Regions from separate parts of the Mus musculus genome. Here region 1 is linked to region 2. Evidence: chromatin contacts called from ENCODE POLR2A ChIA-PET data. All regions are on one chromosome and are shown on one strand. Each heading gives the region's core, a stretch centred on a gene start or an enhancer-like site at or near the end of the contact. The rest is flanking DNA. Distances are from core to core; before and after follow the strand shown.

Evidence for each region. ChIA-PET counts read pairs that join two places held with the same protein, here RNA polymerase II (POLR2A).
Region 1: POLR2A ChIA-PET joins it to region 2 with 27 read pairs in embryonic stem cell. The contact joins the promoter of Sh3d21 here to the promoter of Thrap3 in region 2. POLR2A ChIA-PET finds 5 or more read pairs at or near these places in 4 of 5 experiments (Patski and embryonic stem cell).

What each region holds. Positions count from the first base shown.
Region 1 is chr4:126,160,388-126,166,967 of GRCm38, forward strand. It overlaps Sh3d21 (SH3 domain containing 21), which reads right to left and starts at 2,954. Exons shown (of 16, transcript NM_001162533.1): 1 at 2,838-2,954; 2 at 2,579-2,736; 3 at 2,415-2,478; 4 at 2,066-2,184; 5 at 1,789-1,879; 6 at 1,581-1,636; 7 at 1,348-1,393; 8 at 1,136-1,236; 9 at 948-1,034; 10 at 81-123. The coding sequence starts at 2,841. Thrap3 (thyroid hormone receptor associated protein 3) reads right to left here. Exons shown (of 12, transcript NM_001356455.1): 11 at 6,544-6,580; 12 at 3,695-5,230. The coding sequence ends at 5,009.
Region 2 is chr4:126,200,480-126,206,964 of GRCm38, forward strand. It overlaps Thrap3 (thyroid hormone receptor associated protein 3), which reads right to left and starts at 2,231. Exons shown (of 12, transcript NM_001356455.1): 1 at 2,091-2,231. It overlaps Gm25323 (a small nuclear RNA gene), which reads right to left and starts at 798; the gene lies at 696-798.

The DNA.
Region 1 (6,580 bases), core at 1,704-4,203, 39 kb before region 2:
ACTACAAGTGTTTATGTTCAACTAGAAACGATGGATCGCCCATAGAACAGCCCCTCCACCCCATGCTCCCAGGCACCCACCTGATTCCCGAGAAATAATTTTCCGAGGGATCAGCTTCCTGATCTACACAAAAAAGAAATATTAGACTCCAAGGACAAGTCCCAACAATTCTAAGTCCAGTCTCATCTTAGGGGTGACCCTCTAGCTGGGAGTCCCGGTTGTTTTGGTGTGTGTGTGTGTGTGTGTGTGTGTGTGTGTGTGTAAAATGGGTATACTCATGTGTCAACAGGAGGTTGATATAGGAAATCTTTTTTGATCCCTCTTCTAATTCTTTTTTGTTTGTTTCTTTGTTTTTCATGACATGGTTTCTCTGTGTAGCCCTGGTGGTTCTGGTACTCACTGTAGACCAGGTTGATCTTGAACTCAGATATTCACCGGCCTCTGCCTCCCGAGTGCTGGGATTAAAGGCCACCACACCCCACTTTCTATCAATCTCCCAATCAAACACAGCTCACCGCTATGGTCTGTTTTGCCCTGAGACACAGAGGAGCTGTCACACCCATTTGCCATTTTTATGGGCTCTAGGGCCCTGTCTGAAGAAGCATTGTAACCCAGAGCCGTATGTCCTCCGCTTATCCCTAGATGTTTTGAGAGTATTTTGTGTCCTAGCAAATCCATGATCCCCGATTTTTCTTTTTCCTACTCTTCTGAGACAGGGCTTCGCTGTGTAACTCTGGTTCTCCTGAACGTGCTCTATAGACCAGGCTGGCCTCACACTCAGGGATCCATGCTCTATAGACCAGGCTGGCCTCACACTCAGGGATCCACTGGTCTCTGTGTCCCAAATGCTGGGTCTAAAGGCATGTACCACCATACTCGGTTTCCCGGTTTTTTTTTTTTTTAAATTGCCTTTCCTTTCTCCTCCCCATACCTGACTCCATACTCACTGGGGGCGGTGGGATGACAAAGTTGTCAGGAAAAACTCCTCTTCTGCCTTGGCATTCTCCTTCCCACCAGCCCTTATCCTCAGTTGTCTGGTTAGGAAACAAGCCAGTGGGGGGAGGTGAGCATCGCTCAAGTTCTTCTTGCCTGGGCCCCACTCCTTACTCTTCTGTAACTCCTAATCCTCTCATACCTTTCTCAGAACTTTCACCAGGTCCCCCTTCTGCAGTGCCAGCTCATCTGGGGCCTCGGGTTGGTAGTCAAATAGGACCCTGCAGGTCTCAGGGCAGGAGACTAAAAGAAGGTCACTCTAGTGTGTAGCCCTTCCCTCCGCAGCCAGTGACTCCCTCCAACAACCTAGCCAGTTCACCTCCCACATAGATCTGGTACCGAGGGAGGGCTCACCTGTCCGCAGGTAGTCTGGAGGGCTGTCATATGTCAAGTTGCTCAACTATTGGGGGCAGAGAAAGGGGGGAATGAGACAAGTGTCAAGCCATTTTAAGAATTCGCTGGGAGTTGGAGATTTAGCTCAGTGGTAGAGCGCTTGCCTAGCAAGCCCAAGGCCCTGGGTTCAATCCTCAGCTCTGGGGGCAGGGGGGAAAGAATTCGCTGGCTGTGCCCACCATGACCCAATTTACCTTAGGAGGCCTCTGTGAATTTGGGGTAATTGGCGGTATGTCTGTATTTCCAAGGCCTGCAGAAGAAGAATCGATGGTGTTAGGGAGGTGCTAATTTAGCTAGGTCAAGGGAGGGGGCCAAAGGGGTCACGAGGTCAGGAGGGTCACTGGGAAGATCGCTGAAGATTGCTGAGTCTGGTCCCAGGGGATCACAGGGTCACGGTCTCACTTGGGGGCCCACTGTCCAGCAATTCCACAAAGTTGGATGGGAAGGCTCCCAACTGCCCGTTCTTCTCTCCCAGCCACCAGCCGTCCTCAATCTGGGGAAGGGGAAGGATGCGGGAGCATCTGGTTCTGTCCAAGAGTAACTGAGGTGTCCATCCTTGGTTCTACCCAAGGACTACATCCTCCCCAGCTGCCTCCCTTCCCATCGCCCCCACCCTTACTTCACTTTCTTCTGTGTGAATAGCTGCAGCATCTCCCCAAGTGCCCCCAGGACCCCTCACCTCCTTTATCACTTCCAAAATCTCCCCAGTTTGAAGCGTCAGCTCGTCTGCCTGCTCTGGGCTGTAGTTGAAGTTCACTCTGCACCATCTTTGGGGGTCCCGAGAGTTGATGGGGTGACCTAGGCCAGACAAGCAGGGAAGCAGCTCTGAGCAGGGAGCCCCGTCTGCAGCACTGGGGAAGAGTTGGACCCCAGAACTCCCTTTAGTAGCTTCAGGCCCCGCCCTCGAGCGGAGCATTGTACTTCAAGCCAATCAGGGGGCTGCAAAATAGCCGCGGGTGCCCCACCCACAGCCGTCATGTTCCACGCGGGCAGTGAGGCCCCACCCGCCGGCCCAGCGCCCGACTCACGGCGACTACGGCGCGGAAAGCGCGGTCTGGACTCGGTGACGCCCCGCAGGGCCTCCGGAATCTCCTGGGAAAATCACATAGGGGCGGCACTAGGCACAAGGCCCGAGGCTGAGGCCAGGGCCGCTCCTGCTCCCCCGCGCAGCCATACCCGTACCAGGCCTCACCTGCACCAGGCGCTTGGGGAAGCGACCGCGGCGGCCCCGCAACTCCCCAAGCAGCCAGCCCCGAGCGGGCCCCGCGCACACCTGCCGGATCACGTCCCCCGGAGCCAGACTCAGCTCGTCCTCCGTCTGCGCTCGGTATCTGGCCAGGACCAGGACCTCTACGGGCGGAAGCGAGCTAAGAAAGGCTGTGGGGACGTCCGTGGACTTTGCCCTTCGGAAAGTGTTTAGAAGAACCCACCCCGAACCCCCACACACATACCCATGACTTCTGGGGCTCCCTGCGCAGCCTGACCGTCAGGCTGGGCATTGGGTGCTCGGAGGGCGGGCGAAGCCGCCAGGCGGTAGACTGGATGTGGATGAGGCGGAGACTCGAGTCATAGGTCAGGATCCAGGTAGTAGGAGTGGGCGGCCTGGCTCAGCAGGTTGGGCCCCAATTCTTGAAGGAGGAGTCCAGGGTCTCAGCCCAGGGCTGGGGTAACAGCTTCCCCAAGAGCTCTACTTTAGCCAAGTCTCCCAACCTAGGCCAGACTCTATGTCTTTTATAACATTTCCTGGCCCACCCTCTTCTGGCTTGCAAGTTCTTAGCTGCAGGGGAAGGTGGAAGAGGTACATACCAGGGTGGGGCCATTCCTGGGAAAGTGGCCCCAGATAGAGATACTAGCTCCTGTCTCTGAAAAGCTATGGCGGGTATATTCCAAACTTCAACCCCCCCTGAAGCTTCGACTCACTTGGGGGCCTAGTTGGATTTCTGATAACTACTGCAGATTCTCCTTGGGGAAAGGCAGCAAGAATCAACTTTTAATAAGGGCTGGCAAGAGTCTGAAGGTTAGGGTCCACCCAGTTTACCAGTTGGGCTAGGCTCACCTCTTCCTTGTGGGTTAACATATAAAGGCCGAGCCAGCTCACTGCAGCCTTGACCCCTGCCCCAGCACCAAGGAAGCCAAAGTCCTGACTTCTGGCATGGTAGCTAGGTTTGGTTCTTGGAGGAGTCAAAAACACAGAATGCACAGCCTCCACTGAGAACAAGAAGTCCTTCTTCCCAGAGACGAAAACTATGGTATATTCTATGGGACCTATTAACCCAGGGTCACTCACACAAGCAACAAACACAGTCCGTTTACATCTGCCACTTCATTTATTGTTTTTATTTGCAGGAGGAGTTGAAACAAAAATTTAAGGGTGTTTTTTTGTTCTCCCCTAAACATGAATCATTCAAGTAAAACCAACATAACTATTGAAATTAGCAAAGTAAAGGGAAGTATGCACAACAACCCAAGAGCGAAGGCTGGGGAGGGAGGAGGGTGCAGTCGGCGTCCAACAGATGCGCGCAGGCAGCGGTTCACCTGCTGGGGACCGCTGCCCCGGAAGGCAAGCACAAGGACCCTTTAATGAGGATGCCCCCCAACATCTGAAAATGTTTCAACCCAAAACGTAAGGTTAAAGAGAAAAAAAAAAGGAAAAACCCAAAAACACACAACCCCACAGACCACCCAGCCATAACCACCATCCTTAATCATAGGCGTTTCTTTTCATTTTATAAAAAGATTAATAAAAAATATTGAAAAAATTATTTTCTCATCTTGTATTTGTAAAGATAATAGAATTCAGAAGTTTCTTAGAAAACCGTCCAGAAACTGCCCTCCAGTTTCCACTCCTCTTGCTGAAGACCAGCAGGACTACAAAGGTTGGGACACTGGAGCTGCTGGTGGAGAATGGGAAGCCCAGCCCAGGAGAAATGAGACAGAGCAGGGTGCATGGGGAGGCTGGGAGCAACTCCACGGGATACATGGCTGTGTAGAAAGGGGAACACGAGGTGGTCAGAAAGGCCTTAAACTCCTCCTCAACATACAAAACCGGTTTGTACAAGATCCAAGCAGTTTGGTCCCAAACTGAGGTGAACACTTCAATTTTTATTCACATGCTTTGTTTTCTCTTAAGAGTCAAAGTTGCCCAAATTAAAATCTTTACACTAATATTACTATATATCCCCTAAAAAGAAGAAAAAGAAAAAAGGATTTCTTAATAAAACTCAGGACAGGAAGAGACTGAAAACCAAATTCCCATTTAGTTCCAAATGAAATGCAATGAAGAAAACTTGGTTTCTAATTGGGGTGGGAGTGGGGGTGGGACAACAAAACCAAAACAAAGTCCAAGCATCAGCATCCTTCTCCCTACCCTGCCCACCCCCCACACCACCAGCAGCAGCAGGAGCCCAGTGTGTGGTCTCATCTAGGCTCGGTGGCAACGTCCTGTCCTCTGTCCAGTGAGACGGATGGCACCAGGGACACTCTGCTGTCGTGGGATGGATTCTGTGTGGCAAGTGGGTTGTGGGGTGGCGTTTTCAGGATCTTCTTGAGGCTCCTTGTTTAGCTCCACCAGCCTCTCCCAGCGCCTTTCTTCCCCGGGCAAGGGCTCCATCAAGAGCGGCCCCTACTCAGCTGAGGGCTGTAAACTGTCCTTCTCTTCTCTGTTCTCTGTCCCACTCTCGTCGTCTTCTATCTCTCCCTCCTCCCCACTGAACTTGTCATGGGCCCACTTGGGGCTGGTACTGGACTTCCGGAACATGAACCGGCCCCGCCCCCGGGGAAAGGCTCCTCGGCCTCGGCCTCGGCCCATCCACTTGTCGCTGCCCTCGCCTTCCCGGTCGTCATGCTGCAAGGGAAGAAGACTGGCATCAGTGCTAGCACTCTACCCATCCACAGGCCAGAGCGCCTATGCCTCCCGCAGCCTTCTTTTCTGCCCTTCTCCCACTCAAAGCTCCCACAGGCTCAGACCGAGGAACATCCCTGCTGTAACTAAGGAACTCCAAGAACTAATGCAACAGAACAAACACTGCACAGTGACACCTTCAAAACGCAGACCGACCAAGAGGCATCATCTCATTTAACCCCACCTACCCCACCACTACCATTATGTAAATACTATTAGTATTTACAATACCATTGTTCAAAAGAATTTTGAAAGTTATACTAACATATGAGATGGAACTGGGCCATTAGAGAAAGAAGAGCTGGCAGAGACATACATGAGGGGAAGCACTTCCAAACCTCCCACCCCAGGCTGCCCTTTTGTTGTGCCTCTCTCTTCAGCTGTATTAAGGAGGCAATGTGTTCACAGGAGGAAAAGCAGCCTACACCTTGAACAGCCCCAGTTCTGACGTCTCCTCAGCAGAGAGAACAAAAAGGAGAGTGAATGTATCATTTTGAAAGCCTGTACTTAACAACCTCACCTAATGACTAGAAACATACTTCACAGTACAAGTACCACACTCAAAAGCCAAAGTCTTAGCTCCTGAAGGTCAGCCAAGCTGCCAGCTGCTTCTGTCCAAGGTCGCAATGTGCCACAACAACCAGACCAGATCAGATGGGCAATGCTCCCTCAGGTGAAAAACAGAAGCAGGGAAGGGCCTTTATAGGGCCCTCCTTTCACAACAACCCCACACCTATGTCTTCTAGAAGCTTCAAACTGGCTCGGAGCAACTGGACACAACCCTCAAGAGTCACACAGGCTTGGATCTAGGCCTGCTGAATCACAACAAGGTCAAGAGTTCCTGACTAGGTAACAGTCAGAGGAGAGAGAAGGACCCACAACTGAGGTGAGACAAACTCTCAGCTGCATTTCATTACCGTAACCTCCTTTTCTCCTCAAACATGTCTAGAACTGCCTTTCTTATCAATCCAGTAGCAGAGGGTGACAGAGATTGTGGGTGAGGGAGGAGTCAGAGATCACAGGATAGGAAGGGCAACAGTAACATTTCTTTCTTGTTTTGGAATCCATAACCACCTAGAAGAACCAAAACTGACTTAGCCCCCGGGAGAAGAGGCTGCACTATACTAACATAGCCACAGTGCTCTGAGCCTGCATGCACATTTAGGCACAAGGTCAAACAGACCAATTAAGGCCTTCAAATGAGCACCATGTACAAAAAGGCTTCCTGCCCTTCTTGGTTAGTCCCAGACACCTACCAAGTAATACTTCTTGCTCTTGGGCGTGTACTCTGGA
Region 2 (6,485 bases), core at 981-3,480:
CTAACAATTACTAGCACCCCTTTCTAACAGGGCTGTATTTAGTCTGCAGACTAAAATACCAATCCTACTAAGTGTGACTGTTCACCTCAGCAATCACCAACACTCAAGAGACAGAGGCAGGAGAGGCCCTACCTAGAGACTAAATCAATCTCTAAAACTAGAGATCCTACATGGGTACTAAAAGAACTGAAAAACAAATGATATTTGTATTAAGTGTGTTCTGTGTGTGTCTCTCTGTCTCTGTATCTGTCTGTGCCTCTCTCTCTCCCCTCCTCCCACCACCCCACTCCTGAGACAAGTTCTCACTATGTAGTTCTAGCTGGCCTGGAACTCAGAAACCTGCCTACCATTGCCTCGGAGTGTTATGATTAAAGACAAGAACCACCACACCCAGCCATCCAGACATGTAGTAACCTTCAACCAGTTCTTTTTACAAAATGTAATCAAACCAGAGTGGTGGGCTCACCTTTGCGAGGCAGTGGGAGGCTGGAATCTTGGGTCAACCAGAGATACACAGTAAGACCCTGTCTTCAAAAAACAAAACAACACACACAAAAACAAGTTGGGTGTAGGGGCAAAAGCCGCTCTAAGGTAGAGGTAGGAGGCTCAAGAGTTCAAGGCCAGTATCAGCTACATACAGAGTTCAGAGGCCAGCCTGGACCTTGTCTTAGGCAAAACAAAAATTAAAAAAAAAAAAAAAAAAAAAAGCAATCATGCCAAAATAGCTGCATTTGCGCAGGGGCCATTGCTAATCTTCTCTGTATCGTTCCAATTTTAGTATGTGTGCTGCCAAAGCAAGCTCGCTGCATTACTTTTTGATTCACTAAGTACTAATATTAATTCAAGATACACATCTGCAAATTAACTAAAAACTACAAAGACCAACTTTTCTCCACAAGTTTCAAGGCACCAGCCGTCTTTAACATTTATACAGAATAATATATACACCTAAGCTGTCTAAATAATAGGATTGACTACACACGGACAGTATTTCCACAAACAAAACTAGGAAAGATCTGAAAAAAGACAGTTGGATACATGCCTTTCGACTTAGGACCCACAATCGAAAACTCCCATACCCGGTAACAAGGGGTTAACCGTCAGTGAATTTCGTTGAATATTTACACTAAAGGTAGCCAGGGTTGTGCACTGCCATTTTAGAAAAAGAAAAAAAAAAACAAAAAAACTTAAGTACGTTAAAGTAAAAACTGAAATTTAAACGCAAAAGCTGATAAAGCCGTCTTTCTTGGCTCTGTCCTATAACGTCCTTGCCATATTGTTTCTATCCAATTAGCAAGCTCCTCGTTAACATAGGACTCTCACCGATGGCTTCCAACTTCTGGGCCACCAATGTTGCCGCCAACTACCGCCGCCACGCTCCACCCATTAAGAATCACAAGAGCAAAGAAAATAAGAGAAAAGTTGTTTAAGTGTGGGACACAACTGCTTCTCACCAGCAGGGCACACGCCAATCACCGAAGGAACGCAAGTCGGCCTCACTTGCAACCAAAGGAAGAAAGTGGGAACTATTTTTCCGATAGGAAATAAACTTGGAATAGGCCTCTTTTGGCCAAGAGAGGAAGAAAACAAAACAAAAGAACAAACAAGTTTAAAAAAAAAACAAACACAGAAGAAGTACTAACATTTAGTGTGCTAGCAGCCACATGGGCCCTAGAAGACAGAACCAGGCCAATGGAGACTGGTGGGGGAAGGGCGTGCAAGAGTTCCCGGAAAAAAAAAATTCAAATAACGAGGTTCGTAAAACAGGATTTGGGGGGCGGGGGGGAGATGGAGTTGGTGGAAGCCGTCGTTCCCGCACAGTGCACAGAAGTGTGCAAGCTGTTTCAGAGAGAAGGCGGCCGGAGCCCGGAGAACTAGGCCGGAGCGGAGGGAAGCGGAGAAGGGCGGGGAGGGGGAGGAGCCGATGGAGCAGGGCCCGCTCGGAGCAGGCCCGGGCCGAGCGTGGAGGAAGCCGCCGCACGCTAGGCCTAACCCTCGCCGGGGCCCAGCCGGCGCCCAGAAAAGAGGAAAACCCCAACACACAGAGATTAGCTGAGCTGTCCTCACTCCCATCAACTGCGTCCACTCACCTTGACCGGCCGGAGCGACTACAGCTGCAATCTCGCAACGGCACAACCGGCCCGAAGCTCGCCCCCGCCCGCTAGCGCGCCCCGCGTCCCCGCTCTCCGACGACGGCGGCTACCGCCTCGCTCCGCTACCTCCTGGGAAATGTAGTCCTAGGTTTCTCTCTCCTGACTCACCGGACGTCCTCTCGAACTCTATTTCCCACAAGGCAGAGCGAGCGTTGGGCCCGCCGCTTTGCGTCACGCGCCCGAAGATCGGCGGTCACGTGGGCGACTGCGTTGCGCCTCCGTTCCCCCCTCCCCCCGCTCCCGCCTGGGTGGCCTGAGGAAGAGGGAGGGAGGTGGACGGAAGGGGCCCGGGCGTTGCTGACGCCACTGCCCCCACCATTTTGGAGAGGCCTCTCCGGGGGACTGAGGGAGGGCCCGAGCCCCACCCACTCGTCTTCTGCTTACGTCCCCGGAAAGTCTCTAGTTTGGTGGCCATCAGGCCTCTTGGCATTCGTTCTGTGCCTTACCCTTCCCCTGCTTTCTGACCTTGAACAGATCGTTGTATAAAGTGAGGCTCATAATTTGTACCTCACAGAGTTGTTGGGAGGTCCCCGACAAAGGAAGGCACTTGATCACCCGGAACCCAGAAAACGCAACGCAAAATGGAGAAGAGTTGTTTTGATAGTGTGATCTCAGGGGACCCAGAAGTCCGTTGGATCTCGGTCTCTCCTACAGCCACCTCCTGTCCCATTTAATGGCAATAAGAGCCCAAAGAGGTTTTTAGTTTGGGGATTTTTTTCATGGGGAGCGGGGATTCTAGACAGGGTTCTCGGTATACTGAAATACTCTAGGTAGAGCAGGCTGGCCTCAAACTTGGCCCAGAGAAGTTTTTTAAGAACATGGGCCCAGGAAGTATATTAGTACCTGTGGAACCACAAATGTCCTGGAAAGTGAAACCCTGGGATTTGTGTTTTCTCCTTGGTTTTTGTTTTTTGTTTTTTTTTGTTTTTTGTTAACTTTAATTTTTAGAACAGAATCTCCCGTTGTATGCCAAGCTGTCCTGGAAATCACCGGGTAGCACAGGCCGTCCCCTAAACTCAAGGCAGCCTTTTCGTCTCAGCCTCATTCATGACTGCTGAGCTTACAGATGTTAAGTCACTACGAGGCTGTTTCTCACATGGTCACTAAGGTTTTTTAGAGCAGTTTGGTTTTCTCTGCACTTGCTTGCCTTAGTGAATCCTGCACATGTAAGCGTTCAAACGTCACCTTTTCTGTCATGCATTTACGAGCTACTGTACTGCTGTAGCTATTGAAACTGTTCCTGTTCAGATGGAAGGAAGGGTATCCAGGGATTCGGAAGGCCCAGGAACCGCTACGCTCTGAGAGGAAGCCTCTTCAGCAGAGGCATTGCAGCTCGGGAGCCTCAGCCCTGATCTTTCTTCTCTTCTTCTCTTCATGGCTTCTTTTCTTCTTAGCTTCTTCCAATGAGAAAGCCATACCAGGCAGCAAATCTCATAAAGCAGATTTATTGGGAGGGTTTGGGGTACAGAACAAAGACTCGAAGAGTAGTGGCTGTTTCTGCTCCTGGCAAGTGAACGAAGGACAGGGGTTATATATATAGGATTTATTCGGAGGCGGGGCTTTTCAGGGCATGCAGAGATTTCCGGAGTAAGGATTGGTGGGATCTCAAGTCCTGAACTTGGGGAGCTCAGGGATTGGTGGCTTTCCCCCACCCTCTTTCCTGTATTGAGCCCATGGATTAGAACAGGAAGACCTTCCCAGCTGCAGGCGGCTTTGACCTGACGGACACTGGAGACTTGATGCCCCAGCTGTGGTGGTACTTCGTGATGGCTGAGGTGGGAAAGCAGTTGCCGCCATTTAGACAGTTCCTTAGGTGTGCTGCCCAGGGACTACACCTATAATTACTAAAGCACCTGTTTTGTCACCAGCAGACTGTGAGCTCTTTGAGAACAGATGTTAGGGTCGGTCTGGTTTGGTATTAAATGCTAAATTCTGTACCCCAAGATCTGGTTGTCCCAAGACGAGCCAGTTCTCATGTGCATCAGCTTTTGTCATGCATACCAACACCAACAGCAGCACCAGAGCAGCCCCAGCAGGGATGATGAGTGTTGATGAATTTCTCCACATACCAGGCCAAAGCAGACAAAACACACATCGATCGGTAAACTTTTCTCACGAGAGAAAAGTCGCCAAGCTCAACTCAATCTGTAAGCTCTCTGGCCTCAGTAGTATTCTACGTAATTCATACTTCCCCACTTGTGAAGCATTTCCTGTGAGCTGCATACTCTGTAATTCCTCTTGAGACGTTCGGTTTCGATTTAAACTTCAGTTTGCAGGTTTTCTGGATGTCTACTACATGCCATGCCTAGTGCAAAATACTGCAAACACACTGATAAGCTAGACGAGTACCATCTGCCTCTTCACTGGCCCAGAAACTGTCGCAGGGGTCTGGTCCTCACCCTCTCTTCTCATCCAGTCTCGTCAAGTCCCCTACTCTCCTCCACTGATCCCCTGTGTTCACAGCGCCTTTACATCCATTGATGTGATTAGCTGCTTAACTCTCATTTCTAAATGTCTGGGAGCTACCATGCTTCCTGACTTCCCACAGGAGTGTCAAGCTTAGCCTGTCTATAACTAAATTTTCCTTCCCTTCTCTAGAGCACTTTCTAATTAATTTGATGTGATGTGTGTGTCTCCATCCTATGGTTGGTTGACTGATTGTTTTTTGTTTGCTTGGTTGTTTGGTTGGTTGGTTGAATAGTTTGGGTTTTTCAAGACAGGGTTTCTCAGGTAGCCCTGGTGTCCTGGAACTCACTCTGTAGCCCAGGCTGGCCTCAGACTTAGCTATCCACCTGCCTCTACCTCACAAGTTCTTACCATACCCGGCCCTGAGCATCCTTTACTAGACTTTGAGCTCATCTCAGAGAACAATTTATCACTCCTTTTAAACAGACATTTATTTACAGATGCACTGATGCCACAGCACACACTGGAGGTCAGAGAACAACCTGCCAGAGTCAGAGTCATGTGTCTCTTTCTGTCCTGGGGTTCCAGGGATCAAACTCAGGTCACCAAGCTTGGCAGCAAGCACCTTTACTCATTAAGCCATCTCACAGCTCCTATTCCTCTTTTCCAAAATTTTAAAATCCTGTTTACTTTGTGTGTGTGGGTATTTTGCCTCCTCCATATCTGTCTGTCTGTGAGCCATGGGCATGCAGCACCTGAGGATGCTGGAGAGGCAGTGGGATCCCCTGGTCTGGGAGTTGAAGCTGGGTTCTCTGGAAGTATAGCCAGTGATCTTAACCACTGAGCTATCTCGCCAGCCCCACCTCTCTTTTAAAGGCAGGGTCTCAAGGATAGGGATGTAACTCAATTGGTACAGAGCCTATCATACATAAAGCTGATTTCAATCTCTAGTACCTAAGAATCCTGAGTGTGGCTGTTCATACTCTGGAGGTAGATATAGTGACAATTTTGGAATATTTTGGTCTCCTTAAAAACACAGAAATAAGCTGGGCAGTGGTGGTGCACTCCTATAATCCCAGCACTTGGGAGGCAGAGGCAGGTGGATTTCTGAGTTCCAGGACAGCCTGGTCTAAAAAGTGAGTTCCAGGACAGCCAGGACTACACAGAACTACACAGAGAAACCCTGTCTTGAAAAACTAAAAACTAAATAAATAAATTATAAGAACGTGGGTTTTTTAATCCCAGGTGTGGAGATCTGGGGCCACTTTGACCTGTCTGCAGCAGCTGACCCCGATTTGCCTCATTCTCTATTCTCTAGTGGAAGCATGGTTTCGCAAGCTGCAGATAATTTCTGCAAATATTTGTTGTTTGGAATTCTGGGAACTTTTCAGAGGATATATATAAATCCTACCCTGGTAGTCGGGCTCGGTGGTTGCTGGTCGTTTAGGTCATTGGTTGCAATTTGTTAGTAGCCATGGTCAAAGAAGAAACAAAAAGAAAGAAATTAGATTCAGCCATTCCTCTAAATCCTCTCTCCCTCATCCTTGTTTCTCTTTTATCTATGATAGGGGATGAAACTGGGGCAGGGGGTAAAAGCTGAGGCAGTAAAAGAACCCACAAAGTAGAAGAACCAGCTACAGGCAGAGTTAGAGGCAGGAAAACCAGAAGAAAGTCAAGGTCAACCCGTCACAAGGTCAAGGTCATCCTGGAGTCACAAGAGACCCTATCGCAAAATAAAAAAATAAAATAAAATGAAAAGTTTTCCCATGTAGTCTAGGCTGAGCTGTATCTCAGAATTCACCTGAATGCTGGGATTACAGGGTTGCACTGGGGCATCCAATTCTATTAATTTCTTCAACAAGTATCATATCATAGGGTTTCTATTGCTGTAATAAAACGCCATGACCAGCTGGGCAGTGGTGGCGC